2 separate regions of the Homo sapiens genome follow, and region 2 is linked to region 1. A link is an interaction called in ENCODE POLR2A ChIA-PET data of the cell type or tissue named here. Cell type or tissue: B cell. All regions are shown on one strand. Region 1 has its middle 7.2 kb from the start of SPAG9. Region 2 overlaps SPAG9 (sperm associated antigen 9).

Region 1 (2,500 bases):
CCACCACACCCAGCTAATTTTTTTTGTATTTTTACTAGAGATGGGGTTTCACCATGTTGGCCAGACTCATCACAAACTCCTGACCTCAGGCAATCTGCCCCCCTTGGCCTCTTAAAGTGTTGGGATTACAGGCGTGAGCCACTGCCCTCAGTTTTTTTTTTTTTTTTTTTTTTTTTTTTGAGACAGTCTCACTCTGTCACCCAGGCTGGAGTGCAGTGGCAAGATCTCAGCTCAGTGCAAGCTCCACCTCCCAGGTTCAGGCGATTCTCATGCCTTAGCCTCCTGAGTAGCTGGGATTACAGGTGCATGCCACCACACCCAGCTAATTTTTATATTTTTAGTAGACACAGGGTTCTGTCATGTTGGCCAGGCTGGTCTCGAACTCCAAGCCTCAAGTGATCCACTGGCCTCGGCCTCCCAAAGTGCTGGGATTACAGGCGTGATCCACCATGCCTGGCCAAAGCCTTTCTTTTTTTTTTTTTTTTTAAGAGACAGGGTCTCACTCTGTCACTGAAGCTGGAGCACAGTGGCACGATCGCTGCTCACTGCAGCCTTGACCTCCCAGGCTCAAGGGATCTTTCCACCTCAGCCTACTAACTACAAATACGCCACCACCCCGGCTAATTTATTTTTTTACTTTTTATCGAGACAAGGTCTGGCTCTGTTGCTCTGGCTGGTCTCAAACTCCTGGGCTCAAGTGATCCTCCCACCTCAGCCTCCCAAAGTGCTGGGATTACAGGAGTGAGCCACTATGTCTGTCCTTGAAAGCCTTTTTAATGTGCCAAAACAAGATGGGTAAATGTATCCAGGTTGAAGTTAGAAGGCCTCTAGACAATAACTATTCTGTTTTACTCCCTGTTCCCCAAGAGCTTTGGATTCACTGGAATTGCCTCTAAGAAGAGGCTGTACACATGGTTGAAGCAGGAATCCCAGTATTGAGGCTGTTTTTGATGGGGCCAAGGAATGTCGGTCATATTTGTGTGCAGGTCTATTTTCTCTCTCCACTTTTTCTGACTTGGGCTGAGTGGATGAAGAGGAGGCCCACCACCACCTCTCAGTATACTTTGTACACATAGAGTTGCATTCATCTGGGAATAAAAGACATATTTTCAAAACAGTAGGTTTGATACAGGACAGGCAAGCTCCCAAATTGGGGCTTAGCCAGGGAGGGTTGTTGGCTTCCTCCAGGAAAGAATTCAAGAGCAAGCTGGTGGTATTAAACAGCAACTTGTATTGAAGTGGCAGTGTATAGCAGCAGCAGAGGTACTGTTCCTAGCGAGCAGGGATACCCCATAGTCGGTGTGCCCAGAATAGCATCTCAGAGGCAGTTCTGCACTCATATTTTTACCCACTTATAATCACATGCAAAATAGGGGGCAGTTTATGCAGACATTTCTAGGAAAAGGGTTGTAACTTCTGGGTTGTTGGGTCATTGCCATGGAAATGGGTGGTAACTTCTGGGTGTTGCCATGGCAATGGTAAACTGACAGGGCACGCTGGTGGGTGTGTCTTATAGAAAACTGCTTCTGCCTTGGGGCTTTTTTAAGCTAGTCCTCAGTTTGGTCCAGTGTCCAACCTCTGCCTCTGGAGTCCAGTCCCTGCCTCCTACCTCAGGTTGCTTGGGTTTTTCCCTCCCAATTATACAAGAAATGCATACTCACTATAGAAAATTTGCTAAATATGAGCCAGGCACGGTGGCTCACGCCTGTAATCCCAGCACTTTGGGAGGCTGAGGCAGGCGGATCACGAAGTCAAGAACTCAAGACCATCCTGGCCAACATGGTGAAACCCTGTCTCTATTAGAAATACAAAAATTAGCTGGGGATGGTGGCGCACGCCCATAGTCCCAGCTACTCAGAAGGCTGAGGCAGGAGAATTGCTTGAATCTGGGAGGCAGAGGTTGCAGTGAGCCAAGATCGCACCACTGCATTCCAGCCTGGCGACAGAGCAAGACTCCGTCTCAAAAAAAAAAAAAAGAGAGAGAGAAGAAAATTTGCTAAATATGGCCAGGCGCGGTGGCTCACACCTGTAATCCCAGCATTTTGGGAGGCTGAGGCGGGAGGATCACGAGGTCAGGTCAAGACCAGCCTGTCCAACATGGTGAAACCCCGTCTCTACTAAAAATACAAAAATGAGCTGGGCATGGTGGCAGGCACCTGTAATCCCTGCTACTCGGGAGGCGGAGGCAGGGGAATTGCTTGAACCCGGGAGGCAGAGGTTGCAGTGAGCTGAAACCACGCCACTGCATTCCAGTCTGGGCAACAGAGCAAGACTCCATCTCAAAAAAAAAAAAAAAAGAAGAAGAAGAAAATTTGCTAAATATAGGCCGGCCGTGGTAGCTCATGCCTGTGATCCCAGCACTTTGGAAGGCCAAGGTGAGTGGATCATTTGAGGCCAGGAGTTCAAGACCAGCCTGACCAACATGGTGAAACCCAGTATCTACTAGAAGTACAAAAAAATAGCTGGGCATGGTGGCAGACACCTGTGATCTCAGCTACTC
Region 2 (2,500 bases), 130 kb before region 1:
CCAGAGGTCTGAGATAGACAGGCACAGGTAAATTTTTCATCTTATTTTCACCTTGACCATTGGTTACCTAATAATGGTGGAAGGAGGAGTGAAAAAGGCACATTAGTAAGCCTCATCAAAAGTGAACTTATTACAGATCCACTGAGACATGAGCAAGCACTGCTGTTATTTACTCCTTGAAATCAAGTTCAGGTTTTTTGTTTTTTTGTTTTTTTGAGACAGGGTCGCTCTACTGCCCAGGCTAGAGTGCAGTGGCTTGATCATGGCTCACTGCAGCCTCAATCTGTCAGGCTTAAGCGGTCCCCTCCCACCTCAGCCTCCAAGGTAGCTGGGACTACAGGCACAGGCCACCACACCCAGCTAATTTTTTAAATTTTTTGTAGAGATGAGGTCATGCTATGTTGCCTAGGCTGGTCTCAAACTCCCTGAGCTCAAGCCATCCTCCACCTTGGCCTCCCAAAGTGTTAGGATTATAGGCATGAGTCAATAACAGGCACCATGAGCCAATGACAGGCATCAGCCAATTTTGCCATTCTTATTTGAAAAACAGAAAAATCAAGTTGAGCAATTCAATAAACAGGATATAATGGGAGCTCAAAAAGAGGCTCTAATTCACACATATGTGCACACGTGCACATGCATATGTGTTTGTACATGAACATGTGAGTCTTTTGGGGTAGGAATTATGGAGTAGACAGATAAAATTCCTGAAGACCTGAACTTAATTTTAAATGAACAGTTTGAAAAGTTCCATGCCAATAATTTTTTCAACAATGATGCTGGTTTTTTAAAAAATGAAATCTTCAAATATTAAACCAGAATTGCTCTGGTTACAGCAGAGCGGGTACCTCAAACTCCATGCACTTAGCCACCCTTTATTGACTCCTCCCCCCCTCACAGACTCAGAGCATTTCATTTGAGTTCTACAGCTCTAGAAAACAGCCTGAAAACCACCACCCTCCATGCTTAAATGTGTGCCCAGTCCATGCGGCTGAGATGAGCAGGGCTGGGATGCGTACAGTGAATCCTTCATGCCCACGCACACTCAACTTGCCCTCTTCTTTCCTGCTGGATGCTCTTACCACATGTGCATATTACCTGTTTGTACTTCTGAGGCAGACTCCAGCCAAAAGCCTGCACTCTACCGTCTTCCTTCTGAACATGTGCTTTTACCTGACGATACTGCTCTCTCTTTTGTTCTCTGCGTGAGGCTAAACTAGCTTCAGTTCTAAAAGGAAAAAAGATTTTCCTAATTACATGAATACGTTTAATTACGTTTATCCCCAGTTTTATCTCTCCTCTGTCACTAAAACAGCAAAAACAACAAAAATTTACATGATTTCAAATTAGTTTATTTCAACTATAACAGCTCCTTAAAAAGTGTTATAATAGGCCGGGCACGGTGGCTCATGCCTGTAATCCCAACACTTTGGGAGGCCGAGGAGGGCAGATAGCCTGAGGTCAGGAGTTCGAGAGCAGCCTGGCCAACATGGTAAAACCCCGTCTCTGCTAAAAATACAAAAATTAGCCAGGCACGGTAGTGCGGACCTATAATCCCAGCTACTTGGGAGGCTGAGGCAGGAGAATCATTTGAACCCGGTGGAGGTTGCAGTGAGCCAAGATGGTGCCACTGCACTCCAGCCTGGGGGACAAGAGCAAAACTCCATCTCAAAAAACAAACAAACAAACAAACAAAGTGTTATACTAAAGCTGGTCTTTTTAAGTTTGTGCAGTGAATTCAGTGCCTAAGCTTTAACAGGTTACCAAGCAGCTTTGTTACATTAAATTGAATCATCAGCCACCAAATTTATATCAGGTTTCAGATGCTGGCCATATGAAAGGGGAAAATTCTTAAGTATGTTTGGCTTTTTTGTTGTTGTTGTTCATTCAACAAATATTTACTGAGAATATCCTAATGCCAGAAAACGTGCTAGAAGTGATTTAAAACTTGAGTAAATCAATATCTGCTTAGGAAGATTGATATAGGTTAGATTTTAGATCCCATTAACTTGTTTCAGAAAATAAAAATGCAAACTGATTTGGTAAACTTTGGAGTTATAAGGTAAAATATTATTAAAATGATTTTGAAAATAATTTGCCATTATTTTGGCCATTTAAATTTTCATAAGATGAGTTGCTATGTATATATACCACAGTTAACATATCTACCTATATGTCAGATACTTTACAGATAACTGTATAATTGGGTCCAATCACCTTTGAGATAGGTTATCAGATTAATTTTACAGACAGAGAAACTGGGGGCTCTGAAAGGTTAATTTGCCCAAGTGTTTGTACCTAATGAGTAGTAAAGTCAGGATGGAAAACCAAGTCCTCTGACACCAACAGAAATGTTCAAACATTTAGGATAAAGGCTCATTTACCTCTAAAGGCCATTCACATTTCTATTAATAGGTATTTATCAATGTTGTCATACCAGCAAAAATGAGGCATTTAAAAAAAAATCCTTCTCTTTTATAAAAACTGAAAAGCAATTTTC

Evidence for each region. Peaks named below come from ENCODE experiments on the same cell type or tissue, not always from the same donor. Only the 100,000 strongest peaks of a DNase experiment are listed, where the experiment ranks them.
Region 2: POLR2A ChIA-PET joins it to region 1 with 10 read pairs; 10 of 35 experiments call an interaction of 5 or more read pairs at or near these places.

The regions. Positions count from the first base shown.
Region 1 is chr17:51,126,805-51,129,304 of GRCh38, forward strand. No RefSeq gene overlaps it. Among named protein-coding and RNA genes, the nearest start is that of SPAG9, 7.2 kb to the left of the region's middle. RefSeq lists a silencer at 1,290-1,513. In B cell, no CTCF peak of the experiment used is centred here; a DNase peak (open chromatin) is centred at 1,457.
Region 2 is chr17:50,995,467-50,997,966 of GRCh38, forward strand. SPAG9 (sperm associated antigen 9) reads right to left here. Exons shown (of 30, transcript NM_001130528.3): 16 at 1,099-1,228; 17 at 1-67. Among named protein-coding and RNA genes, the nearest start is that of SPAG9, 120 kb to the right of the region's middle. In B cell, no CTCF peak of the experiment used is centred here; no DNase peak of the experiment used is centred here.